Regions from separate parts of the Homo sapiens genome. Here regions 1, 3, 4, 5, 6 and 7 are each linked to region 2. Evidence: chromatin loops called from intact Hi-C (ENCODE). Cell type or tissue: Caco-2. All regions are shown on one strand.

The links. A loop is a pair of places that touch in the nucleus more often than their neighbours do. Peaks named below come from ENCODE experiments on the same cell type or tissue, not always from the same donor. Only the 100,000 strongest peaks of a DNase experiment are listed, where the experiment ranks them.
Region 1: it touches region 2 in a loop (7-fold over the local background); 9 of 110 quality-filtered maps call a loop at or near these places.
Region 3: it touches region 2 in a loop (12-fold over the local background); 3 of 110 quality-filtered maps call a loop at or near these places.
Region 4: a loop joins it to region 2, with 5 times the contacts of the local background. A loop is called at or near these places in 3 of 110 quality-filtered maps.
Region 5: a loop joins it to region 2, with 7 times the contacts of the local background. A loop is called at or near these places in 4 of 110 quality-filtered maps.
Region 6: a loop joins it to region 2, with 8 times the contacts of the local background. A loop is called at or near these places in 2 of 110 quality-filtered maps.
Region 7: a loop joins it to region 2, with 14 times the contacts of the local background. A loop is called at or near these places in 5 of 110 quality-filtered maps.

Annotation. Positions count from the first base shown.
Region 1 is chr4:123,648,519-123,652,518 of GRCh38, forward strand. LINC01091 (long intergenic non-protein coding RNA 1091) reads left to right here and starts at 1,473. Exons shown (of 6, transcript NR_027105.3): 1 at 1,473-1,811. In Caco-2, no CTCF peak of the experiment used is centred here; DNase peaks (open chromatin) are centred at 1,333 and 1,743; H3K4me3 peaks cover 658 bases.
Region 2 is chr4:123,347,546-123,351,545 of GRCh38, forward strand. It overlaps LOC124900774 (a long non-coding RNA gene), which reads right to left and starts at 3,676. Exons shown (of 2, transcript XR_007058263.1): 1 at 2,669-3,676; 2 at 1,609-2,172. RefSeq lists enhancers at 2,475-3,005, 3,917-4,000. In Caco-2, no CTCF peak of the experiment used is centred here; DNase peaks (open chromatin) are centred at 2,006 and 2,786.
Region 3 is chr4:123,771,365-123,775,364 of GRCh38, forward strand. All of the region lies in intron 3 of LINC01091 (long intergenic non-protein coding RNA 1091), which reads left to right. Among named protein-coding and RNA genes, the nearest start is that of LINC01091, 120 kb to the left of the region's middle. In Caco-2, a CTCF peak has its summit at 1,635 (motif pointing right); a DNase peak (open chromatin) is centred at 1,687.
Region 4 is chr4:123,553,702-123,557,701 of GRCh38, forward strand. No RefSeq gene overlaps it. Among named protein-coding and RNA genes, the nearest start is that of LINC02435, 34 kb to the left of the region's middle. In Caco-2, no CTCF peak of the experiment used is centred here; DNase peaks (open chromatin) are centred at 220 and 1,900.
Region 5 is chr4:123,100,909-123,104,908 of GRCh38, forward strand. The region is part of intron 14 of AFG2A (AAA ATPase AFG2A); the gene reads left to right. Among named protein-coding and RNA genes, the nearest start is that of AFG2A, 180 kb to the left of the region's middle. In Caco-2, a CTCF peak has its summit at 2,218; no DNase peak of the experiment used is centred here.
Region 6 is chr4:123,503,695-123,507,694 of GRCh38, forward strand. No RefSeq gene overlaps it. Among named protein-coding and RNA genes, the nearest start is that of TRC-GCA2-1, 3.2 kb to the right of the region's middle. RefSeq lists an enhancer at 1,847-2,694. In Caco-2, no CTCF peak of the experiment used is centred here; DNase peaks (open chromatin) are centred at 1,537 and 2,067; H3K4me3 peaks cover 1,720 bases.
Region 7 is chr4:124,263,105-124,267,104 of GRCh38, forward strand. The region is part of intron 3 of LOC105377406 (a long non-coding RNA gene); the gene reads left to right. Among named protein-coding and RNA genes, the nearest start is that of LINC02516, 290 kb to the right of the region's middle. In Caco-2, no CTCF peak of the experiment used is centred here; no DNase peak of the experiment used is centred here.

The DNA.
Region 1 (4,000 bases), 300 kb after region 2:
CAAAACCTCAATTAAAAAAAAAAATTAGCTGGGTGTGGTATCTCATGCCTGTAATCCCAGGCTGAGGCAGGCATATCACTTGAACCCAGGAGTTCTAGACCAGCCTGGGCAACATAGTGAGACCCTGTCTCTACAAAAAAATACAAAAAATTACCCAGGCATGGTGGCATTTGCCTGTAATCCTAGTTACCTGGGAGATTGAGATGGGAAGATCACTTGAGCCTGGGAGGTTGAGGCAGCAGTGAGCCATGATTGCACTGCCAATGGGAGACCCTATCTCAAAAAAACTGAAAAGGATTTAGACGTGTGTGAAGTTCATTCTACAATTCAGTGTGACACTTTTATAACCAAATGAGTACCAATACCCTTATGAACACACATATATAAAGGAAAGAAAATAAAGAGAGAAAGAAAAAGAAGAAAAAGAAATGTGGTTAGAACTCCTTGTTTCATTTTACTCTGACTTGATTATTTCCCAGGCCCAAATCTAGAACTGGAAGGTGGTAGCTTATTGTATCAGAGGTTAAGCTTGTGGCTTTTATTTCCTGCTCCATCTAGAACCAAGATGTCCAAAGAGTATGTTTGGAAGGACTTTTTTTTTTTTTTAAATGATTTCTAGCTCTGTCTCTAGTCAGAGAATATGGAGGAGTTTGGGCCAACTCCAGAAAACAACTTCAATGTAGAAAACCATGGAGCGCAAGGTCCTGCTTCCATATATTTATTTTCGTGGAGCAGGTGGCAAGTTCTCAAAATAATTTTGTCTGTGAGATACAGATATTTCTGGGACATTTTCATAACCAGCTTCCTGCAGTAATTAGCTTCAGAGCTGGAGTATGCTAGAAACTACTGGGCCCTGGGCAGTGGTTAAATTAGGTGTGAACGTAAGCTGGGCTGATCTCCATTGTGTAGTTAAAAACCAAAGGTGGGCACAGAGAGAGTATTTGTTCTGCCCTTTCTTCACCCACTGCATTTTCATTTCCCCTTTCTCTACTCCAGAGGCCTAATAAAGGACTCTAATGTACGATACTCAACACAGCTTTAAAACATCCACGCAGAGTACAAAATTGTAGTAGGAATTTGGGTTTTGTTTTTCTTTTGAGTTTAATATGACTTCCTAGGTTCAGCGTATTTTGTAATATATTTCTTAAACCGCAGGATCATGAGGGCAAATTCCCTTGGGGGAAAGTGGCTCTGTGAGTTGATTAGCACCGTTTGCCTGCTTCCTAACCCTCTTCTGCTCAGGTATTAGTTGTTCAGACAGCTGAGCTTCAGCTCAGCTCTCCAGGTCCTGCGCTCCATTTTAATGCAAGCCAGTGATGCAAAGTCCCCGGCTTGGCTTGTCAGAACTTGATAGCTCTGTAAACACTGAAATCCTTGTTGCCATAACACCAGGAAAAATAATATGGGCTCCTGCATATAAATATAACGAAGGCCTTGGGGAATGGGAGCATTTCTAAATGACTTGAAGCTCTGTCACGGCATAATCTCTTATAAATAAATGTCAGTGTAGTCACTGAATGCAGACTGGATTTTTGCCTGACTACGGTGCTCAGCCTTCTAGACAATAGTTATGCTAAGGGATTATCTTTTAACATTGTGCAGTTATCTCCTTTGTTTGTTTTCTTTTTTCATTATTCACATAAGCCAAGGGAAATGAAAAGCATCTTATTTCAGGCAAAAAGGCCTGTGAATGATTAACTCTGGTTCCATGCGTTGGGACTTTGCATAGCAACCCCGTGGCTTGCAACGACAAAAAAGCTCAAGGCAGGAACAGCAGCCCAGGGACCTGAGACCAGCGTTCTCAAATGAAGGTGGTGAGAAACAGATTAAGTATAAGCATTGTGTTTATGGGTAGAATTCTCTGTAGCTGGCCCATTTAATTTGGCATTCGTTTTACTGCACTTTTCTTGGTGAAGATGTGTTTTGCTGACCTTTACTCTTGCTTTTTGAATACATTTGAGAATTCAAGTGAAACTTGGCCATGATTATGGCATAATGTGGTTTATGTCACCATATTTTATGGGTTCTCCCTAATACTATCCCAAACTGGGCTAACTCTGGCTAATTTTATATTTAAAAATGGAAATAACAGATAGCTTCATAATAGCATGCAGGTTTAATTTTAGCTCAACTAAAACTTTGTTGGTAAATTTTGGCACTCTTGAAATTATATATAACAGAAAGCATTATATGAAATAAAGATAAACAAATGGTGTGATTATGTAATTCCAATTAAAAGCCTATAAGTATGTAAAGAACCCAGATTGTACAAATATGAAATCTGAAATCAATATCAATTCCATATCCTTATATAGACATTTGGTGCTTAAACATTTATACAACAAGGTCCATTTAAAGATTCGAGTTAAAAGAGTTAGAAGAAAATGAAATATAAGCTAAGGACAGAAGAAACATTTGAGAATTTAGAAAAAAGCAGTATAGTTATAATTGAGCCAAAATATTTAGGACACTTAAATTTAGACTGCAAGTCAATCCAGATGTTTATTTATTAATGTTAATAATGTTTCCAGTGTTGTTATACAATGCTAAATCCCAGGGGTTCTGCTTCTGAGTTTAAAGACAAATGCAATGATCTTTATTCTTTTCCAGCTCTGTTTTAATTTTAGGAGCTTTTCTATAGCCATGATTTTCCCATAAATGTGTTTGCAAAATCTCGAGCAGCTCCTGATGTCTTGCAGAAAGTCTGAGTGAAACACTGCTCTAGCAAAGCTTTCCATGTTCTGCATTGCTCTTCTTGCTTCCATGGCAATAAAGAGAGAAACTTGGCATAAGAATATAATCTGTTCCTGCCTGTTTCTCATCTGAAGTCATAAACCTCTGCCATCCCACCCAAGACTAGAATTTCAGCTGGCATGAAACAGCTGTCTGCTTACAGGTTTATTCCGGTAGTAACCAAAGACAAAACTATTTTAATTGAAGGCCCTAGGCTGTTCTCCAAACCCTCACAATCTCTGGGTCATCCCCAGGAAGAAACCATTGAGGAAAAGGTACAAGTTACATTCTTTCTTATAGTTTTTGACACACTGTATATTTATGAAGTTGAGAACATTTTACCCTTCTAATTTGACTACATTGGATGCCATGGAGAAAAGGAGGGTCACAAACTCAAAAGCCCTGAGGGTTCAGGCACACAAACTAAGTCAGCAGAGAGTAGGCTGCAGTGCATGGGTGGAGTGTCCTGTCCGAAGGGGCATCTGCTACTCTGCTTCACTTATTGCTACCATGTGGGAATGTGGAGGCCCAAGTTGCTAGATATTCTGATTTGTCAATAGAAGTTCTCAGTCCTGCTTTTTATGGGAATTCTGCATAGTTTTAAATGTGGGCAATTATTCTGAATAAAAATCAAAACATTATGAATGTTAACCCAAACATGGCTCTGGATTGGATGTCTGGGGCTGCTTGGGTTCAACCCCTAGACTTTGCTCTTGACTCACTACTGGTAGACTTTGCATTTATCATTTGCTTAGGTTCTATAACTGTCAAGTAGCATAATTTATTTACACATTTTCCTTCTTACTCTGGTTAGTACTGCATAAAGAACACAAGTTTTGGAGTTGGGGAGAGATGTAGATTTTACTAGTTCCAGATTTTACCAAATTGTGACTTGCAGCCTCTTAATCCCTTGAAAGCCTCTCTTATGCCATGCAGAAATGAAAACCTATTTTACAGGAAGTTTGGAGGATTAAATAAACTAATATGTAAAATAATTAGCCCAGCCCTACAGGTGCTCTTTGCTTAGTGTTACCATTCTGATCATTACTATTAAGAACAAACAATACCATAAAGTGATCCACTTTAGAAGACACAAGGACTCAATCAGAAAGAGTTTCTCTCAGTATAGGGAGAAGAGCCTCTTTGTAGATCTAACATGCAATATAATACAAAATTGTATCAAGAGCCATCTTCATGTTCTTAAAGAATTTTGGGATTTTGTTGCTAGAGAAGACCTTGAGGAAACAGAAACTCTGACAACTAGAAA
Region 2 (4,000 bases):
CCTTCAAGGCTCAAGGAAATCATAGTAATTTAACAGAACTGTTTAATCATGTTCCTTGGAGATGTAAGTAATCTCTATTATGTTTAAACTTTTACCCTGTCATTCTGAAATAGATGACACCTAGAACTCAGGTTGGATTATTATCCTCAAGCCCCATTATGCAGAGACCATCTGGCTGTTGTACTTGAGAAAAGACAGTTACTACAATGAATCAAATCTAGGTGGTGAAATTAGAAAGAGCCAAACTGGAAATGTTGTAGAATAAGGCCAGCTGACCCCAGAATGGTCTTTTAAAGAAACAATACTGAGATGTGGCCCTCAAATGCACTCACGTAAAGAAACTTGAGGGCTGGGTGCAGTGGCTTACACCTGTAATCCCAGCACTTTGGGAGGCAGGTCACTTGAGTCCAGGAGTCTGAGACCAGCCTGGGCAACATAGTGAGACCTCGTCTGTACAAAAATGAAATAAAAATTTAGCCCGGTGTGGTGGTGTGTGCCTATAGTCCCAGCTACTCAAGAAGCTAAGATGAGAGGATCAACTTGAGCCCAGGAGTTCCAGGCTGCAGTGAGCAATGACCATGCCACTGCATTCCTGTCTGGGTGACAGAGTGAAACCTTGTCTCAAAAAAAAAAAAAAAAAAAAGATAGGAAAAAAAACTTGATTTGATTGTGCCTTCAGAGGTTATCAGATTCAAAACAACTGATTTCCATTAGGAAACATCACACAAGTTTGATGTATAAACTAGAATGTGATGATTGCTCTCTAGTAAGAATAGACACGTCATGGGCAGCCATACGGTCATAGTGGCTAATCAGTACACTCTCTTCATGGGAAAGCTGCATAGGAAGCCAGAAATTATCATCATAAGGCTGTTTCATGAGCAAGAAATCTGAGCAAGGGAATTTCATTGGATAGTGGTGTTCACTAGAGCCATAGACTTTCCAAATAGAATAATAACTACCCTGGCGGGTCCACACATACTTGTCTCCTGAAGATGCACTGTATAGTCTTCCTAAGTGAGACCCACTTTCACTACATTTTGAAGACTGTTCCTATTGGGAAGGAAGAAAGAAGGGTTCCAAACCAGGTTCCAGGCCTGATTTCATGCTCTAGTTGTCAGGGTTACACTTGGTTATTATCTGGATCATCTAGACTTGATGCTTCCTATCTCCAAGAGGGTGCTTTCTGCAGACGGCTAATCGCAAATACCCTATGGCTCTCAGACAGTATGTCCATATATTTGGGCAACCTTATTTCCCTCCATGCGTCCTGACTATTCTATGGTCCCGTTTGGCTGTCCGGACTGGTCTGTCTTTGGTTAGAGGCATGCAGAGAGAAGGGAGAATGTAAGGATAATGCCCCTTACAGATTCGCCATTTAAGAATTTCTCTATACAAATAACTTTCTTCCCCAGTCTGGTCTGCTTCTTGTGTTAATTCAAGGCAATTGAAGCCAGCAAATACAGAAATACTCATTTGCTAAGCTCCTATTATGTCTAAAACAATATGTTTAGCACTGTTGAGCAATTTGAAACAGAAAGACAGGAATTCTGACCCATGTTTCAGAGTTATGCCTCTCATGAGCCGTGCAAGGTCCACATACATTTGTATCTTGCCACAAGGTCAGACTTTTATTGATACTGTTTCAATCACAAAAACCATGAGCTCAATGGAGTTCCCAAGAAAGAGGTTCTCCTCAGAACTTCCCATTCACTCGGTAGTGAGAATAGCGGGCACACAGGCTCAAGCCACTCCACAAGTCAGTTAATACTGAAAACCATATGTAATAGAATACGTGGTCACTATATACATGTTAAACATTCCACAGCTCACAAAGTAACATTTAACATCAAGAGAAAAGGGAGAGAAAAAAGAGTTAATGAACCATTGCAGGGAGAACAACGAAGACAAAAAGAATCTCCTGGCTTGGCCTGGGCAGTCCCTCAGTCTCGCAAGGAAGAGTCTTTGATGTGGGCAGAGCCTTTGTAGGCAGATGCCAGGTGCTTATCGCAACTGATAGCAGGACTGCGTCAGTTGTGTTGAGCTGCTGAAGCCTTACTCTTTTTATGGCCACAGAGTCCTCTGGTGAGGACTGATAGTGGAAGAATGTGCTTGTTTGTATCCTTATCTGGTTGGATGTAGTCATTATTTGTTAAGCAAAATATCTTGTCCCTGTTGGCAAAAAGTGTCATATGAAGTATAAGATACAGTTTTTTTTTTCTAAGATGGAGTTACTTATGTCAAGGATGCTCTATACCATGCCCATTTACTGAGCTTACCAAATAGTTCTCAAAACATCTCTGAGTGTGCACCAATTTTATTCGCACCATGGAATTGAAACTGCTTCCCCCATCTGCTTCATCCCGTTTCTCTGGTACCTTTACTGTCACAGTCTTATTCTGTTTCTCTCCTAGCACTAGACCTAGCTGCTTCTTCAAACTTGAACTTCTATACCCACCCTATCTAAAGCAGTGACCCATAACTCTTCATCTTATTTTGTTTGTTGAAACATTGGTCCTTATCTGAAATCATTTTGCCATTTTATTGTTTAATCTCTGTCTTCTCCATCTAGAAAATTTCAGCTCCATGCCTTGGTCACGATGGTGCTACTGTGTCCTTAATACCTAGAGCAGACTTAGGACCCAGTGGTAGCTCAAGAAATACTCACTGGGAGTGTAGTGACGGAGCAGGGAGAAGTGAGTGAGTCAATGAGTCTGATCTTGTAAGCACCACACCTGAAAGCTTCTGTCAGAGCCTGATTGCAGAACAGCAGGGCGTGCGTATTTCTTTGTTCTACAAGACGACATTTCTAGTAGGTGGTAGCAGGTGGTGCTATTGCTCTGTCAAAAGAGCCACACTCAAAGTCCACGTTATTTCACAGGCCCTAGGAAGTAACTTACTGGCAGAAACAAACAGGTCTTGGTTGACATAGAACTAAGTGGGAAAACAAGTGAGAACTTACCTTTGCTTTGCTCAAGGGCAGAAAGGTTTTAACAGGAAAGAAAGAAGGGACAATGAGTTAGAAATAGGGAATATGGTAGAAGGGGTAATAACAGTGATAAAATAAAAGATTTATAAGTTATCATGGGATGGCCACTCCAAGGACATCACATTCAAGCCTCTACCTTTGCTGTTTGCTACAATGACCCTGAGAAGTGGCCATCTTTTCTCAGTACAAGTTTCCACCATGATGGGGAGTTTCATACAGTGTCACTGATTGCCGCTAATGTTTATCTAGCATCCACTTTGTGTCATCCTGGGCTGCAAGGTGTCCTGCACAGGGTGCACACTGCATTTGCAGCGATGAGGACGTGAATGGCAGCTCCTAGATCTGTGTGGCTGGGTGTCGCCAATGCCATGTGCTACCTAAGTTCACCCACACAACCCATCATGGTAGGCACATGGCAGCAAGTGGCAGGGCTGGGAGTTACACACAAAAAGTTCCTCCCTCAAGTGAACTGACGCCCTGACTTCATATCACAGCTTTTTTAGCCACAATCCTTAAGTGTTCCTACAGCATTTCCTATCTCTTCCGGCCTTTTCTATCTCATTCTCTTGTTTATTTCCATCCCCAAATTTTTAAGCTCTTGTTTTAAAAGTATATATGCTGGCCGGGCGCGGTGGCTCACGCCTGTAATCCCAGCACTTTGGGAGGTCGAGGTGGGCAGATCACCTGAGGTCAGGAGTTCGAGACCAGCCTGCCCAACATGGCGAAACCCTTCTCTACTAAAAACACAAAAAATAAGCCGGGTGTAGTGGTACTTGCCTGTAATCCCAGGTACTCAGGAGGCTGAGGCAGGAGAATCGCTTGAACCTGGGAGGTGGAGGTTGCAGTGAACTGAGATTGCGCCACTGCACTCCAGCCTGGCGACAAGAGCTAAACTCCATCTCAAAAATAAATAAATAAATAAATAAATAAACAAATAATAAACCAAAAACACAAAAAAGTATATATCTGCTTATTGTTTTAACATTCTCCTCCCCTGAATGTAAACTCAGG
Region 3 (4,000 bases), 420 kb after region 2:
TCAAAGAGGACCAGGAATGTACCATTTCCTATAACCTGTAAGAGCCAAGGAAAATTCTGCTGCTGCAGATTCAGTTCAGGACAAGAGTTGAAAATCACAGTTAGTACCAAGCCAATGATCCTCTGCTACTATTGCTTATAATATGCTGAGAATAAATAATTTGATAATGGAAGATTAGGAGACACATAAAATGGATACCTACATGGCTTATAGTGTAGATGAAGGTCTGTTTAAGGGCACATGATCACCTTTTTGAGCACATTTCAGGTTGGTGTCTTAGTCTGTTTAAATTACTTTTCAACAAATGTAACATCTTATTGACTTCTCAAAGCATGATTAACATAGATATCTATCCAAGTTATCATCTTTATGAATGGTGAAATAGCCCCTTAGGGAGAGCTACTATGTTTCTTATATTTTCTAGTAGAAAGTATGGTTTAGAGTCTTATGTCAGGAGGTATGGCTTGGTCTTAGCAAGTGTGACCCACAGCAAGAGTTCATAGTGGTTCTTCCACTCAGATTGGACCACTGTCTGAATGTCAAGAAGTAGCTGATTGGATTGTTTCAACAGCTTCAACAGTCCTTTCTTTATGTTGAGTCCTTTCACCATCCTGCTGACATCATCTGGTTACATTGATGGGAGTCTGCTTTGTGTTAAAATATATCACATGTAGTTTTTCTTAATTTCTTTCTTTCTTCTTCCTTCCTTCTTTCCTTCCTTCCTTCTTTTCTTCCTTCATTCCTTTCTTCATTCCTTTGTTCCTTCCTTCTTTCCCTCTGATAAACTTTCTAAAGTTGTAATTTTGTGGTTTTTCTTAACGCCATTTGTTACTCACCTAGATCTGCCATTTGGTAAACGTTCAATATTGGGCCACTTACTAACCATTTTGTGCCTCAGTTTTGTCATCTAAAACATGGGAAAAATAAATGCCTTGTAATGTTGTTCTGAGTATTAAATGAGCTAATACAGGTAAAACTTTTAGAACAGTACCTAACATACAGCAAGTGCTGAATAGGTGTTAGCTCTCATTTCTCGTCATATTGAACAGAGATGAGCAATTGAAAATCTGTGCTGGAATTTTGTGTCAACAAATTTATTATTCTTCTTCTACCATTTCACCAGTGTTTTGGTTTTACTACCTTTGAACACACAGGCTCAAGAGCAGATATAATCTCAAGCCATTAAAAGCATTTATTAGACATCCGTTATCCATATTATATAACCAAGGGGTTCTAAACTGTGGCCTGGTTTAGAAGTGGGGTGGTGAGTATGACCTCCCAGTAGGTGTGTTTCCCTGGCTGTACACACGCATGGGGGCACTCAGGGCTATTTCCAGATAAAATTTACATCTATGTGCCTAATGGTCCCAGGTGGACATATAGAGATGAATGTGTTGAATGAGTCTCCTGGTTTCTGGAGCTTGAAAGCTCCCTGTTAGAAGGGACTGATGATTCTTTCCATCCCACCTTATGGAATGTGAGCCTTACCCAGACCTAAATGAATGTCAGTGCTCTGTGAGCACCACCATTATCAAGCTGTGGAGTGACGTTGGCAGTGGAGGGCATGCACCTGACATAGAGAAATTTACACCCTTGGCGTAATCCTGGAGGTAACGGCGCTTCCAGAGTCACATAGTCCCTAAAGTGACACTAGAGGGCGCAGTATGGACATAGCTGTGAATTGCGCTCTGGACTTGTGAGTGACTTAGCCAATCCAAGGCTGGGCTCGATAGCTCTTTGAGGAGGTGAGGGAACTGAAGAAAAGCAAGAGGGACTGGGGAATCTAGAAAGGAGCATTCTTTGAGAGAAATAATAGTGATGATAGCTACCATTTATTGAGCACTTATTAAAGGTATGATTTAAATACATTGTCTCATTTGATCTTCACAATTATTCAGTGCAGGGCTATACTGTCTTCATAAAACAGAGGAGAACGCCTGGGGCGATGGCTCACACCTGTAATCCCAGCACTTTGGGAGGCCGAAGGGGGCGGATCATGAGGTCAGGAGTTCAAGACCAGCCTGGCCAACATAGTGAAACCCAGTCTTTACTAAAAATACAATAAAAATTAGCCGGGTGTGGTGGCAGGCGCCGATAGTCTCAGCTGTTTGGGAGGCTGATGCAGGACAATTGCTTGAACCCGGGAGGTGGAGGTTGCAGTGAGCCGAGATCGCACCACTGCACTCCAGCCTGGGTGATAGAGTGAGACTCCTTCTCAAAACAACAACAACTAAACAAAAACAAAAAACTGAGGAGGAAATGGAGGCTTAGAGGAACTCACCCAAGGTCACACAGCCTTTAAGTGGAGGAACTGGTGTTTAATCCAGAGCTATCTGAATTCAAAGACTATCTGTATTCTTAAATCTTAACCCTAATATTCTCAGTGAGGAAGGACTGAGGTTATATCTGAAAAAGAGCAACAAATAACAGCTTCAGGGCTGCTGAGGTGGGTTTCAAAAGTCACACAACTCTGAAGTATATTTCAGACCTCCTGTTCTTGGTGATTTGAGCAAAAGGTTTATTGCAAATTATTATCCGGAAACTATGTTTGTAGACTGAGAAATGGGTTTCTGTGAAACAGCATTCATCCAGAAAAGAAGTTTTTTTTCTGCAAGAAAGCAGTTAAAACAAAAACCTGGGGGAATTTGACTCTGATTTTTTTATCACTGAGTTTTCATAGATTCTGGTAGCATTGGATGTGCATATGTTGGTGAATACAGTTCCAGACTTGCGATAATAGAAGTTGTATCATACATGTTCACCCAAGAGCCATTGCTTGACAGAGGCATCTCCAGGTCTGAGATCTCAGGGGAGAGGCCTTCACCCATGGCTGTGAGAGTTGCCATGGTTGAGAACACCAGAATTCTCTCATTGTGTTGCTTGCCTGCCATGAAGCCTCTGGAAGGATATGGTGGCTGAAATAAGGCATGAGGCACAGATACAGATTTCCTGACTCAACTTCTGGTGCAGATAACATTGTTATACTACACATATTTATAATGCCCTTTTGGGTAAGTTTTCATAGAGATCATTTTCATTTTTTACCGATGCCATTAAGCTCAGTTAAGACTATTGGCAACCTTTCTCATCCTCCTCTCCCTCAATATTCAGTAACAATGGTAAGCTACAACAACCTAAAATATTAAGTAAGACTCTACAAATGACATAAACAGAATCTTCACAAAGCAAAAATAAAATTTGTTTTCTTAACAGATGGGCAGTGATTAAAAAGATGAATAACATTCAATGCCAGTAAAGGTATGGGGAAATGGGCACTAGAATTGTAAAATCAACACCTTTTGGAAGAGTGCTTTTGTATTATCTATTAAAATTAAAATACTAATTTCCTGTATCTCAGTTATTCCACTTCCAGAAATTAACCTTTTATGTCTTCCTTTACTTGTTCCTGATTTTAACGGAATACTTTTATGTTTCACCATTAAATAACTTTTGTTGAAGTTTCCTTTTCTTCTTCTTCTTTTTTTTTAGGTACTCATCATCTCTTTAAGGAAATATCTTTCCTTTATTAGTTTTTATTATGAATCAGATTTGAAATTTATTGATGCTTTTCCTCTTTCTATTGAGATGGTCACTTCTTTTTCCTCCTTAAATTTGTTAAAGTAATTCATTTTATTGATAGAATTTCTAGTGAAAATCATTCTAGCAGTTCTGGGGTACACAAGATTTGGTATGGCATATTATTTTTATTAATTTCTGGATTTAGCTTGTTTAATATTTGATTCAGCATTTTGCATCAGTGTTCATGTCTGAGATTAGCTTTCAATGTTCCTTACTTACACTGTCTTTTAGTTTTGGTATCAAAATGAGATGAAAATTTTTGTCCTTTTATATTTTCTCAAAGAGTGTGTATAAAATTTGAATAATCTGTTTCTTGAATGTTTTGGTAGAATTTACCTGTAAAATTATCTGATCTCAGTGATGTTATTTTTCCCTCATGATAATTTTTTACTTATTGTTTTGCTCAATTTCTTTAATGTTA
Region 4 (4,000 bases), 210 kb after region 2:
AGAGGCTGGGTCTCACTATGTTGCTTAGGCTGGTCTTGAACTCCTGGCCTCAAGCTATTGTCCGGCCTCAGTCTCTGAGTGGTTGGGATTACAGGCAGAACAACTGTGCCCGGCTCACACTGCTCTAATTCCTGATACCCACCCAGCTAAGTTCCTGATTCTGCTTTACACCCTTTGCCCTTTCTCTTAGGGAGTTCATACTCTCCAGCAGGCTTTGTTCTTCTGCTACCCAGAGGCCCCCCTCCAGCTCCCACCTCTTATCTAGCATCCAGCCTTCTATTTGCAGTTATTCCCAGGGAATCTCCTGCATGCTGGGTGTGACCACCCACACTTGTCATCTCTTGGAACAACATCCCCAGGAGGTAGGTATTTTTGTATCAGGTTATTTTGTAAATGAGGACATAGAGACTAAGAGGGATATATGTATGGTGATATTTGCTTTGTTAGAGGGAATAATAATAAATGTACATTGAATACTTGGATGAGAGAATGATTCACCTTGAATATACTATCTTTGTAGACTTGATATGAAACTTGGGTTTGTTGTTCTTTCTTACCTTACTTCTACTAGAACCACTGGGAGGCAGGAGAGGGGGAAAGAGATGAAAAATGCTGTGCAAAAGTTCTGCATTAACAATGAGAATAAAAAACCTGTGGGAACCTCCCTCAAAAATGACAGGGCTAACCAGGAGTGCCCTAACTGCAACTTTGCCCAATAGCATTTTCTTTTTTTTTTTTTGAATTGTGTGGTGTTCATTGACTGTTGATTATTACAGAACTGGGTCAGTTGGAGGTCAGGGAGGCAGGGAAGGGGTAAGCTGTGGGCTGAGAGATGAAACAAGCGGTTCTACCAATCCATGTGAAACCTTTAGGGAGAATGTAGGGCTTTAAAAAACACATTTGGGAAATTTTCTTTATAAAATTATCAGAAGAGTAGATCACTGCCCTGTTTACACTTTGCATATGCAACAATACAAATGTAGAAAAATAACCCATTATGAGAAAGCAGTGAAAATAATTGCACATTAAGAGAGTTAGGTCACTGCTGGCCAGATCTGGCTATGATTTGCATCAGTTTTAGTTTTTCCGAAAGGAATGTTTGATCCAACAGAAAATGGGCTTTGAGTGTGCCAGAGCTCCTCTTTCTTCTCCTGCCCCCTCCTCTTCCCAGGTTGACGATGGATCCCCCAAGGCACTTGTTGCTTCCTCCAAAGGAGCTCCCCATTACAGCTGGAAGAGAGGCTTGTTTCTCCAGCTGTCTAACCTTTAGTTTTATCTGCCTCTTGTTGACCTCTTAGTTTTATAATGAGTCAGTTTATTTGCTTGTACAAATTGAGTTTTCTTAGAAATATAACAGTTAGAAAGAGGCCAATGTTTTGTTTCCCCTTATGAAGGAGAAGTAGCTATGGGACCGGGCACGGCTGAGGCTGTTCATTCCATGCCAGTCCCTGTTGTTGGTTTATTTTAGTACCACGTAGTGAAGCCTTGTGGGCAGAGAAATATTGTCTCCCTTGTCGGAGGTAGAAATATCTGCAGGGTTTACAAGCTAATTACTTCTCGATTCCCTGGGAGTTCTAAGAATTTGCTTAGCAACTGGCCTGACCAGTCTCCCCCAGCTGCCCCCCAACATGACTACACTTACTGGTGGCGCTGATGGAGCAGTTTTCGAACTAAACAAGGATTAAGCATTTTGTGAAAATGGTGCCAGTCTTTTCCTCGATGGGACCTGAGCCTGTAACCTAGTCCAACAAAACGAGGGAGAACAAGCCAAAAAAAACCTTTTTAAGAAACAACACAGGCAGTAGGAAATCATACTGGTCAGGGCTTGTTTTCCTGGCGTGGGGCCTCATTCCAACCTGTTGCAATCAGCTCTAGAGTGTCTATAGGGACACCCTGGTGCAGGGGCCCCGCGGAGGAAAGGAACTTTTACATTTCTGTTTGACTGGGCTGCTTGCCAGGGACTAAGTTCAAAGTGCAGTTTCCAGTAATTTGCTGAGACTTCTCTGTGGGTTTGATAGGCCAGGACAGAAGCCTGCAAGCCGAAGTAATATTTCCTGATTTCTGTCATTCCTTAAGAAGAGAAGGAAGGTTGTTGAGGGACTAGGGATTGGAGAATTTGTTGGCTCTGAGAGCAGATCGGACCCCCACTTCCCCCTGTCAACCCCAGCCCCTTCTCCTCAATCCCGTCTAGGGCCATTGGCAGCCTGGCACTAGATGGAATCACACGGGCTCCCTCTCAGAGCAAACGTGAGGTATGCATTCCATGAGCCAGCGAAAGCCTGCATTGATTTACTGCATGCTAGCATTATTTGGAGCTATAAAGTTGTCGAGTAATGGCAATATGTTCTTGTTTTCTCATATCTGTAGGATGAAAGTGAACATTTTTATAATCCTTCTCTCCTCACCACATTTAGTTCCTGGTGTTAAACATGTGGGCTTGATTAAAGGGGAAAAAGAACTGCAAAAAGTTAGATTTTTACATTCCTCTCTTACAATGCCTCATTCCCTCAACCATCCCCTTCCCAGAACACTGATGGCAAGGCCCACATTCTTGTCATTTCCTCTTTGTCTCTCCCCTTCTCCCTGCCCTGTGTCTATCAGAGGACTCGATGCATAATAATTCAAAATGAATCTTTATTAAATGAAGGGGTAGGTAGTGGTGGAATCTCACTTCAAAGAAGGGTTGGGTAGAATGATATCGTTTCTATGTCTCGTAGAGGCTCACAGGAATAGTGCTTTATTGATTTTGATTACAACTGCTTTTCTACAGCAAGAAATTGTGTTGCAAAAATGTTTGCTGTGGTCCCCATATCAGTCACTCTTTACATGGAAAGGACTCAGTTGAGCATGAAAGACATTAGGAATTGGGGAGAGAACAGAGAGGTAGTGGAGCACAGCTGAACTCTCCAAGATTCTTTAGCCCTGTCATCAAGTTGCAGTCACCTTTTATTATGATCACTCACTACCTCAAACATCTGTATACCCAAACCAAAGCAAACCCCAGGAATACACAAAGAGGGTGGCGTAAAAGGGGTAAATAGCCTGTAGGAGTTACTTCCTTCTTCCCCGACAAAGTTCCTTGACTTACTTCCTTAGTTCTCCTGCAATATACTTTTCATTCGCTAATGTGCCTCTGAAAGACTGACTATATGTGCTGCTTTTCCTCTAGCCTGGAAACCGAATTATAGCAATTTAACATTATAACATAATTCTACTGCAATAAAGCAATTTGGGGCTGGTGGTAGTGATGGAGTGGATGTTGGCGGCAGTGGGAGCAGATAATTTATTAGAAGGGAATTTTTCTGCATCTGTTTAAGAAATGCCAGGATAAAGCCATGTTAGTATGAAATCTTATTTAAATATTTTTATTTGAGGATTGGAACCATGTGAAACCATCTATATATGTATCTGTGATGCCAAAAGAACTAGTTAAAGGTTTTAAAAAAGGAGACTTTTTCATTATTTGAACTTGTATTACACAAATAATGGTTTATGTACTTAATTGGCTTTTAAAAAACCTACGTGAATGAATTGACTATTTGCTTTTTACAATGTGAAGTTAAAAAACGAGTCTCAGCTGGGTGCAGAGTGAGCCTGTAGTCCCAGCTACTTGGGAGGCTGAAACAGGAGGATTACTGGAGGCTAGGAGTTTGAGGCTGCTGTGATCGTTCCTATGAATAGCTACTGCATGCCAGCTTGGGCAACATAGCGAGACCCTGTCTAAAAAAAAGTCTCAAATATTTCAGTAATCTTTAGCTATGAAAAAAAAACTGTGACAAATTGCCTATAAAACCAAGCACCTAGCTGACTCTGTAGGTAGGTTTCAGGGAAAAGGAGAGCAAAGAAAGATGAATTTAAAAATTATACTTGGCCGCTGATGGTCCACACCATGGTGTAATGAAATTGGGTAATTTAGATTCTTGAGTAAAGACAATTTTCTCATCATCAGACAGGTCTCTTGAGGAGGGACATGGATTTCCCAACGTATATCTGACTACTA
Region 5 (4,000 bases), 250 kb before region 2:
TAAGTCCAAGTGATTTCCCAATTATTTCCATGGCTATGGCTACAAAGGCTTTAGGCCATAGGAATAGAGGAATTTATTCTTACTAAATTCATCTTATTAGATTTGATTAATCTTCCCAACTTGTCAACTGTGGGATCTTGTTTCTGTCATTCTCTATGTATTTCTTTATTCATTGATAGCAAAGGCACTATATATCTTAAATACCAAGAAGAATTTATATAGCTTTCTTTTTGAAAAATTGTTTAAAGTATCTAGTTCAAGATCCCCAATCTAGGTGAACTTCATGGAACATTTAATTGACATGGAGATAATTAGGGGATGTTCTGAAGAGTTACCAAAGAGAACTCCTAAAGAGAAACTAGATGGTTGAGATTATTTATGGAGGAAGAACAGATGAAAGTAAAATTCTGCTATTAAGAATACTATCTGGGTAAAGAAATGCTTTCTGCTTTCTTTGGTGGAAATAGATAAGAGTGAGCAGACTTATATTCATTCATTGAAATTCAGATAAATTCATAACCAAAGTTTTATTATATATATACTGATAAGGTGAAGAGTTCAACACTAATCTAGTTTGAACTCCATAGATATTTAAAACCAGCTATTTTAATTTCTTTTAGCTTTAAGACAATGCTGAAATATGTACTTAATTTTCTGAATACTTTGCTCTTTATAGTTGCCGTTTCATGAATTTGTGATATTAGACTTATTGTATGAGGAGTTTTGTATTTTTCTTCTTTGAACTTTTTGCTTATAGTGCTTTGGGCACAGACCTTCCCAAACCTTAGTATTTCTGGATGAATTTTTTGAGAGTGCACAACATTGGAAAGGAGCTTTTGCATAATGCCAGCAATGTAGCTGAGGAAATGGGTCTGGAGGAAAATGAGATTTGACACCTGTAACAGAGGATAAATATGATAGGGGCCAGAGTGCCTTATACAGAGTGTGATAGGAAAGCTCAAAACTAACAGAAACAAGCAATGGAAGAGTAAAGGCAGACAGATGGTTGCAGAGATCTTAGTTTCTGATGCTAGCTGTGTTATTAACAGACTGTGTATTATTTGAAATAATTTATCCTCACTGAGCATCTGTTTCTGTACCTGTGAAAAATGTACTAGATAATCTTTGATATATCATTCAAGCTCTACAATTATCTTCTTTTGTGACACAGAGACAGACAAGAATAGAGATTATCAATGTTATATAAAAGGATGTTACTTACCAAACAAGTTTCTGAGGTTTTTGTTTTTTGTTTTCTGTTTTGTTTCTTTTTAGGTACCACCTTCCCAGACTTTCTTGTTACTGTAACGTTTATTTCTTCAAACAGATCATAAAGCAAGCAGATATTATCCAGGTGTGCAAAAGTGATTAACCATGTGATTTTCAGAAAAAAAAAAAAAAAAAGAAAAAGCAATCAATCAGCCTTTAAGGCTGTTGTTGTGTAATAAAAACCTTGCTTGACAGTTGAAGTACACCTTAACTTTTTCATTTAAAATTTATTACTCTTTGAAAAAGGAGAACTTGTTGAGCAGCATATTTTCTTTTTTCACAGATGTCTGATTAGCCTGCAATATTTTGGTTCTATTTAATATACTTTTAACTATTTTTTAATGAATATGAATGTAAAAATAATGTTGAGTTAGAATAGAAATATCTAACTGTATGATTAAAGTTGAATCACTTATAAATTTGAAAAAGCTTCTTGTCTTCTATTGTTAATGCTCCTAGAATCTCATGTTTGAGAACGAATGTTCAGTGTAGCCAAAACCTAAATCTGGGACTATATGTTGAATGTTTTAAAGTCACTAGTAGAAGGGCAATTTGGTGGCTAATTTTAAAGTACATAAAGAGTATTAACAATAATGAAGTGTCATTTTGTTCCTGGCATTCTGTGTGTGTGTGTGTGTGTGTGTGTGTGTGTGTGTGTGTGGTGTCAAAAAAGTATCTGAAGGGGCCTGTAATAGAAAACCTAGTTCCTTTATGATATACACAATCTAGCTTGAAATTTTAATGCATTAAATTCATAAAACATGAAGAGTTTAAGCTTTGCAACACTTAATTGACACATGCGTCAGAATAAGTTTGGAAAAAAATGAACCTTCATACATTTTGACTTCTCTGTTTTCTATTTGATAACTTTGGTATTGCAGTTACTCTTTTTTGACACAAGATGGTGATGTTCACCTGAAATGTTTCCTGAGTACAGGCTCTACTGCGTTTAGAGGCTCCCCCTTATTTATCCAAAGAGCAGCTTAAAGAAATGAATGAAACTGGCTTTGCTTTAAGAGATAATAGTTGAAGAAAAGCAAGAGAGTGTGTCCTCTTTTATAACTGATTTAACAAATAATGATTCAAATTTAAGTGTGGGTTTGTGTGAGTTGAGGACTGGGGAGCGGAGAGCACTGGGAAAAAGGAAAGTTGAACAGTGGAGAATTAGCAGTCATTAGGTATGCAGTATGCATTAAGTCTATGCTATGTGTTTTACATATGATGTCTAGTTAATTTTAGTCAAATATGAGCACTTTACATGTATTTTACACAATACTAGTGCATTCCTTGTTTAATTGTGCAAGTTTAGAAGTACGGTGTGTGTTTGTTCTTTCTTAAAAAAATTATGACGTATCATCAGCCAGTGTAGTAGCTTTATTCATAATTTAAGTGATACTGTTTCATTTTTAAAAATACACAAGTTTCTTACATATAGTTAAATATATATTTAACATAGTATCCGACAATCTCAGTCCTAGGTATTTACCCAAGAAAAATGAATAAATTGTCCAGCAAAGACCTGTTTGTAATGTTTATAGCAACTTTATTTATAACACCTAAACAACCCAAATGTCTACCTACGTGAATGAATAAATAAGTTGCAACATGTCCATACAGTGAAATACTACTCAGTCATGAAAAGGAACAAATTATTGATATATGCAAAGATGGATAAATTTCAAAAGCATTATGCTAAGTAAAAATAGTCAGATATAAAAGACTATACACTATACTGACATTGTGAGGATTGCAGGGACAGAAATCAGTTCGGGGATCTGAGGGAGGAAATTTCACCACAGAGCAGCAATGGGAAACTTTTTGGAATGATGTAGATATTCTATATCTTGGCTGTAGTGGTGATTACAGGACTGCATATACAGGGATACCTCGTTATATTGTGGTTTATTGCACTTTGCAAGTAGTGTATTTTTTATAAATTGAGTATTTGTGGTAACCCTGCAAGTCCATTGGTGCCATTTTTCCAACAGCATATTCTCACTTCACATTTTGGTGATTTTTGTAATATTTCAATCTTCCTCATTATTATTATTATGTTATCTTGATCTGAGATCAGTGATATTTAACATTATTATTGTAATTGTTTTAGGACACCATAAACCACACCCATGTAAGACAGCAAACCTAATAAATAAACGTTTTGTGTTCTGGTTGCTCCAACAGCCAGCCATTTTTCTGTCTCTTTTCCTCTCTTTGGGCCTCCCTACTCCCTGAGACACAACAGTACTGAAATTATGCCAAAGAATAACCCTACAATGATTTCCAGATGTTCAGATTAAAGGTAGAGTCTCACATCTGTCACATTAATCAAATGCTAGAAATGATTAAGTTTCATGAGAATGGCATGTCAAAAGCTGAGAGAGGCCAAAAGCTAGGCCTCTTTCACCAAATGTTTAGCCAAGTTGTAAATGCTAAGGAAAAGTTCTTGAAGGAAATTAAAAGTGCTACTTCAGTGAACACATGAATGATAAGAAAGCAAAACAGCCTTATTACTGATATGGAGAAAGTTTTAGTGATCTGGATAGAAGATCAAACCAACTACAGCATTCTCTTAAGCCAAAGCCTAATCCAGAGCAAAGCCCTAATGCTCTTCAATTCTGTGAAGGCGGAGAAAGGTCAGGAAGCTGCAGAAGAAAAGTTGGCAGCTAGCAGAACTTGGGTCATTAAGTTTAAGGAAAGAAGCTATCTGCATAACATAAAAATGTAAAGTGAA
Region 6 (4,000 bases), 160 kb after region 2:
GTGGGACCCCTGAGCTTGTTTTCCTGCAACCAGATGGGACCATCTGGGAGTGATGGGAGACAGTGACAGATCATCAGGCTTTAGATTCTCAGGAGCTGGCAACCTAGATCCCTTGCATGTGCAGTTCACAATAGGGTTTATTCTCCTATGAGAATCTAATGCCACAGCTGATCTGACAGGAGGCGGAGCTCAGGTGGTAATGTGAGCAATGGGGAGCAGTGTCCTGCTGTGTGGCCCAGTTCCTAGCAGGCCACGGACCAGTACCAGTATGTGGCCTGGGGGTTGGGAACCCCTGAGTTATTCAGTTCCACTAGAAAGCAAGAATGGCTTTATTCTAATAATTTCAGCAAAAGTTCCCGGCTATCATGAGATCAACTTGGTTCATATGCCTGTTCCTGAAACTTACCACTATAGACTGAATAGGCTGATGGCAGTCACATGTTTACTGCTGGAAATAGGAAGGACTGCATGTGATGTGAAGTGTACAAAGCCCCAGCTGACAAGGCAGTGCAACCCTGGCTATTTTCTGGGCAAGGCTGGTGCTCTGGTGCTGGACTTCATTTGCCTGAAGGAAGCAGTGCATTTTTCTAACTTGTGTGAAGACATTGTATGGACTAGCTGTGGCCCTGGAGCCATGTATGTGGATGGGGTCGGCCTCACTGAACCACTGAGACTGTGAGTGGGAGAGGGATAGTCCTCTGAATGAAAATTAGGTTCACCTTCTATAAGGGAGAATGGATGCGCAAGCAGAACTATTGGATATACATTACAGAAAGTAATGCCATTACTGTAATTCTGAATCTTGCCTTGTAGAGCAACTCGACTCTTTAAGTCTACTCAACTCAGCTCAACGCAATCCAACAATTATTTTTTATAGGCCAAAGTGTGTGTGTGTGTGTGTTTGCACACACACCTGTGTGCTGGGTAGGGAGGTGTTACCAAAAGAAAAGACCTACCTTCAAAAAGCATAAAGTATTCTGATTTTAAGCCACGCCAACTATGAAAGTTTTTCTTAAATTCGACTCTGTTATACCAAATAAATTAAAAATTATGCAAAATTAAAGATGGTAGCATGTTTCTTTAGTTGCTTTTTAGCAAAATAATCTGTGTATTTCAGTGAATTACACAACTATTAGATGTTCAAATACGATTATATTCTGGTTAACTTACAAAATTAGGAGTTGAAAAATTATTTACTTCATTATATTTGTTATAGATATATCAGTCCTTATTTCCTAACAGTCTGAAATAGCAGCCAAATATAGCTCCTGTAGAAGGTCATCTTAGGTTTTCAGGTGACTTTTAATTACCACGTAGCTTTAAACTACTACTAGTAACTCATCGTTTAAAAAAATTAAATTAGCCTTTTATTTCTGTAAAGAAAACTCACCTTTACTCTCCCTTTACTGTCCTGTAGGAATTTTAACAGGACATGCATTAACTTTAGACCTTAGGGAAAGCACAAAATAAACAGCAAACTGATAATATTATCTCGCCAAAGTAAAACAAGGGATGGAGGCGTGGGGAGAGACGGCGGGCGGTAACTAAGTGCCAAACGGGATTTGTTTTTACTTAAACGTTTACAGAGCATCCGCGAGAACTTCCTTCTAAGCTAAATATGTCATCTAGCACCTGAAAAAATTTAAGTCTGGTTCTTTCTGGATAAAAGAAAGCGCACAGGATTTAAGTGAGTAAATACTTAAGTGAGTAAATTCTTAGAAAAAACAAAACCTAACCGCCACAATTGGACTTTGGAACTTTTTTCCCCCCTTAGCAGCAGGCTGAAATTTTCAGTTCCTCGGTCACTGATCAGGGAATTCTGCGCTTCAGGCTGTGTACACCCGCAAGTCTGGAAGGGTGATGATGATGATGTGATGATGAGTTAGGGCAATTATAACTACGGCAAAAAAAAAAAAAAAAAAAAAAGAGTTCGCAGGGACGCAGCGCTGCCGCCGCCGCCGCCGAGGCCGCGACCACGGCCCGAGCCGGCCACCGCGCGTCAAAGGAGCCATTCAAGGCCCGGCGAGGCCCGGGGGTTGAGAAGTTAAGGAGCGGGAGGTGGTGCGCCGGGGCCGCGGCCGCGCCATTTGCATTTCAATGCGACCCGCTTGTTGACTCAGTGCCCGGCGCTTCCGCAGCTCCCACCAGAATCTGCCTTTGTTGGTTTTAGCTCCGGTCAAGTCCACTTCTTGCATCGGGGGAGCCGCGCGCATTGAGTTTGTGTAGTCAGGCAGAACGCTCGACAGGAAGGAAGGAGGAAGGGGCGCTCTGCGCGGCCATTGTCTGGGCAACCGGGCTTAAGCAGCCGAGTGACTATTTAATCTATAAGGTGCACTTGAATCCCTCGCAAATCCTCTCAGTGTGGAGCGGAGGCACCCAGACAGGGACAGATGGTGCAGAACCCCTTTGTTTAAGAATATGGAAATACGCTTTTTCCTTTACTTAAGGTGGTCCGCTCTTTTAACTGTTGCTATTCCCCCTTGCTGCATTGTCAAGGAGAGGGCATGAGAGACTCATGGGTCTGGTCAGCCCTGCCGAAGCGCCTCCGTATTAAGAAAAAGTAATTGCTGGAAGGGAGTCGCCTCTTTTGGTGAGCCATGAGTACAGTGGAGACCCCACGTACCCTTTTGGTGCCCTTTGCACTTAGGCAGAGAGTAGCCGAAAGAAGTGTGTTCAGAATTCTTGCAAGATTGTTTTTCATGGGCTCCCTCTCTTTCCTTTTTTCACATTAAACATCAAGTTCGGAGGTCTCGGGTTGCTTCCCGTGCAACTACGGGAAAAGGGAGACGTCTTGTCCTCAGGGGGCCCTGCTGCTTCGCATTGACCTCTTGGGCTTGTAAGCAGAGAGGTTGATGGGCAGGATGGCCACTGCAGCTGGGCCGCACCTGTGCTTCTGTGTCCACAGCTGTAATTTAGAGTGTGTTCAACATCAGGCTGGGGAAAGGTACACATAGGTTTGGGGTATTGTAGAAAAGTGGAAGACTGCCCATAGAGCCCTGGAGCATGGTGACATTTCACAAGATAGCTTTTCTGATCTTCCTAACGACATGGAGGACTCCACTTGCAGCGGGACTGGGGATACACTAGGACCATCAGATCCCACCCCCAGTCAGTCTGAAATGAATTCAACCAACCGTCCACACATATAAGTCTCAGTTTTTGTTTAAAACATGCAGTCAGGCGAGGCGCAGTGGCTCACGCCTGTAATCCCAGCACTTTCGGAGGCCCAGGCGGGCGGATCACTTGAGGTCAGGAGTTTGAGACCAGCCTCGCCAAGACGGTGAAACCCTGTCTCTACTAAAAAATACAAAAATTAGCCGGGCTTGGATCCCAGTTACTCAGGAGGCTGAGATGGGAGAATCGTTTGAACCCAGAAGGCGGAGGTTGCAGTGAGCCCAAATCGTGCCACTGCACTCTAGCTTGGGCGACAGAGTGAGCTGTCTCAAAAAAAACAATAAAAAAAAATACAGTCATGGTCCTGCTGGGCTGTTCTAGCCATAGTAATACAAAACAAAGGAAAAATCTGAAGGGACAGCTGTCAGGTAAAAATCAAATTCGTTTCCATTTTCAGTACATATTAAACAGGAAGCAGGTAATTGTCTTGTGGTTTTGAAGGTAAAATAAAGAGGACACATTATAAAATAGATGTTGAAGTATTTTAATCTAGGTGTTTCAGTGTCGGGCATGTTAATACATTTCTGTAAAGAGGTAGATGTCTGTTTGGTCTCTAATGCAAACACTTGACTATGTGAAATGCTCACATCCATTTTTTATTTTTCTTAAAAGGCACTTTCTCTTCCCAACCACGTGGCTGCAGACTTCTTGCTCTCAAGTTGTCCTGACATGCTCTGAGAGCACACACAACATACATACAACACCTGGATCTGTGAATTAATTACTGCCTAGGCTACCACCAAGAAGCTTTCCAAGTGGCCAAGTGCAAGGATCTTCTGTTTCTTATCCAAGTACATTCTTTCATCACGGCCTTGGTCCAAGAATT
Region 7 (4,000 bases), 920 kb after region 2:
TTCCTTCCTTTCTTTCTCTTTCTTCTTTCTTTCTTCTTTCCTTTCTTCCTTTCTTCCTCTGTATATCAGAACACTAATTACTAAAGACACTGGTTATAAGTTATGGTGACAGCATGGAGGAAAGGTAAAATTCCTGGGCTTTGACATTAGATGTGTGTTTTAATGCCATTTCTACCATTGATAAACCATGTGATCATCATGTAATCACACTAATGCCTTAATCAGTAAATTGGAGATGGAAATAATGGCACTATATTATACAGGGCTTGTGAGTATTAAGGCCATAAGTGCTTGGTTTTAATTATTTAAAAAATAAATAGTATGAATAATTATAAGAATAGAATTTGTGCAAGAATTTAGAGTGATTGTGTATGTAATAAGTTCACTCTAACAATGAAAATGGAATGCTAGTACTAGCACTGCAAAAGTTGCTTCTGGATAATTATTACTGCATAGATTTCTTTACTTGCTTATTTTTTGAAGTCATGTGTAAATATATAAGTATATACTAATAAACATAGCGAGTTTAATAAAATATAGGTAGTAGTGCTATCATTCCTCCTACTATGTTGCGATTTCATTTTAAAATATTATACTTATTATTCAATATTTATGTCTGGCCCAACATTTGATATGTAGTGTATTTTATCAAATTTATCCTGAAACCAAAGTAAGATCTATAAAATTTGGAAGTAGTATGATTTAAAGATATTGAGAACTTCATTCTTTTATCCAGCTCAAAACTAGTGATTCCATCATTGATATCTTAGTGGATAAAAGTCCCAGAATATCTTTGGATGAAATACTGAAAATTTCACTTTAATATCAAGTTTTGTTAGGGAGGAGGAACACAAAGCCATTTTATTTTTATTGCTGTATTGTAAACATTAACCAGGTAGCTTAAGGAAAGCAAGGCAGGAAAGGCGGCAATGGCTCTGTTGGAGTGATGGGCAAGCAGCTCAGCTCAGACCTTGGGCTATTAGGTGTGGTCTTTGCCACTGGGCGTCATTGCTTCTAAGCCTTTCAGCCAACAAAGCAAGAAAGATCATGTGTGTATACAAATGTGTTATATTTATATGTAGCTGCTATGGTCTGAATGTTTCCCTCCGCATATTCATATGTTAAATACTAATCACCACAGTGATGGTATTAGAGGGTGGGGCCTTTGGGAGCTGATTAGATTGTGAGAACAGAGCCCTCATGAATGGAATTAATGACCTTGTAAAAGAGGGCCCCGAGAGAGCTGCCTTGCCCCTTTCACCACGTGAGGACATAGTGAGATGTCTGCATCTGGGAAAAGGGCTCTCATCCATAACCTGGCCATACTAGTGCCTTAATCTTAGATTTCCCAGCCTCCCAAACTGTGAGAGAAATTTCCGTTACCTATAAGCCACCCAGTTTATTGTATTTTGTTATAGGCAACTCACATGGACTAAGGCAATGTCCGTCGGTATCTATATTAAGCTAAATATGAGTATATACTGATGTCTCAAACTAATTTATAACCATGTGGATTATCCTAGCCTCCTACCCTTGCTTATCTGTAAATTCCCACTTCAACAGTGAAAAATCTGGCTCTCATGACCTGCTATCCCTTTGGTTAACTGTTCAATTCCAGGAGCATATGTACCAGTATTAGAGCTGTTAACCTATATCTCCACAGAAAAAAGGTTGTCAGCTAGAATGGAGTGCTTATGCCCATTTCCTTCTGCCTTAAATCTTACAGACACCTTTCATTTCCAAAGATACTTAGGTCCACATCTCTTGCTCCTATTCCCTTCAGTCAGATTGTTTCATACATTTATAATATATTCTCTTATCACAGTCTGGATGCCATCTGGGCTCCCCAACCCCCTAAATGATTTGTTTTTTTTTTACTTTGCATACATTAATGTTCAATCTTTGTACTGTAAAGCTCTTTGGGTTTTGATAAATGCATAAAATCATGTATCCAACATCACAGTATTATACAGAATAGTTACACCACCCTAAAAATCTCCTGTTTCACCTCTTCAACCTTCCTCTAGAATCCTTGGCAACCTCTAATCTTTTTTATGTCTCTATTATTTTGCCTTTTCCAGAATGTCAACTATTGGGCAAACAGTATATAATATTTTCAGACATGCTTCTTTCACTTAGCAATGTGAATTTAAGTTTCCTTCATTTTGTTTTGTATTTTGATAGCTCATTTTAAAATCCCCGAATAACATTTTATTCTATGGGGGTATCACAGTTTATTTATCCACTCACCTATTGAATAACATCTTGGTTGCTGACACTCTTCAGTGATTATTAAGAAAGCTGCTATAAACTTTCATCAGCAATGAGTGAGATTTCTGGTTGCCCCATATCCTAGTCAGTATTCGGTATTATCAGTTTTTTAGATATTAGCCCTTCTAATAGTTATGTAGTGGTAATTCAGTGAGGTTTTAATTTGCAATTCCTTAGTGACTGATGATGTTGAACATTTTTTCCTATGCTTATATGCCATACGTAATGTCTTTAGTGAGATGTCTGTTGGATCCATCACTCATATTTTAATTGGGTTATTTACTATTGAATTTTAAGTGTTCTTTGTATATCTTGATACACCTTTATCAGATATAGTTTGCAAATATTTCTTCCCAGTCTGTGACTTCTTTTCATTCTCTTACCTGACTCTTTAACCGTCTATTCTGTCTTTTGCAAAGCAGACATTTTAAATTTTAGTAAAGTCCAACTTAATTTTTCTTTTGTGGATCATGGCTTTGCTGTTGTATCTAAAGACTCATTGCCAAACCAATGAGTCATATGGTTTGAGCCAAACCAAAGACTCATATGCTAGGTAGATATTCTCCTGTGTTTTCTTCTAGAAGTTTAAAAATTTTGCACTTTACAATTATGTCTATGATTTATTTTGATCTAATTTTTGTATAAGGTGTAAGGTCTTTTTTGTTTGTATCCTATTCACACATTGCTGGTGAAAAGAGCAAATTGTTACAATTACTTAGGAAAACTGGCAATACCTACTGAAGCTACATATATTCCTATCTTATGACACAGCATTCCCACTTCTGGACATAGGGCAAGTGAGCATATGTGTTTGTCCAAAGACATTATAATTTTCATAATATAACAGCCTCAAATTGGAAATAACACAAATGCTCAAAAACAGTAAACAGTAACTACAAAAGCTCTGATGAAAAAAACCCAAAGGATATCTAAATAAATGAGGAAATATTCCATGTCCTTAATTAGAAGACTTACTGTTAAAATGTCAGTTCTTCCCAAATTGATTTGTAGATTCAACACAATCCCAATCAAAACCCCAGAAAGCTATTTTTGATATGGAAAGGTAAAAAATCTAGAAGAGCCAACACGATGTTGTAGACAAAGAACAACAAATTTGGAGGACTCGTGCTATCTGATTTGAAGACTTCCTATATTGCTATAGTAATCAAGGCAGTTCCTGACATTGACAAAATAACAGACACATATATAAATGGAACAGAACAGAGCATGAAATAGGCACACACAAATACAGTCAACTCATCATTGACAGAGGAGCAAAGGCTGGTCTCGAACTCCTGACCTCAGGTGATCCGCTCACCTCAGCCTCCCCAACTGCTGGGATTACAGGCGTGAGCCACCACACCCGGCCCCCCCCAAATATCTTTAACGGTAATTTGGCCTGTTCTATACCTCTAAAACAACAATATATTCCCTCAGCATGTGGGATATATTTTTTCATTTACTGCTGGCATCTATTATTTCTGTTTATAAGACTGCTGTTAGTTTAACTCCAATTACTTTATGGGTAGTCTGTCTTTTCTCTCTGTTAGCTTGTAAAGTATTTCCTCTTGTTTTCAATGCTTTCCAGATGTATTGTGATGTGTCTATATTTTCCTTTTGCTTAGTAATTGAAATATGCTTTTAGTTTTAGAATTCTTAGTTTTCTTTAATTCTAGATAAATGTAATTCCTTCTTTGTCATTGTCTCTTTTCTTCTGAAATATCCATTT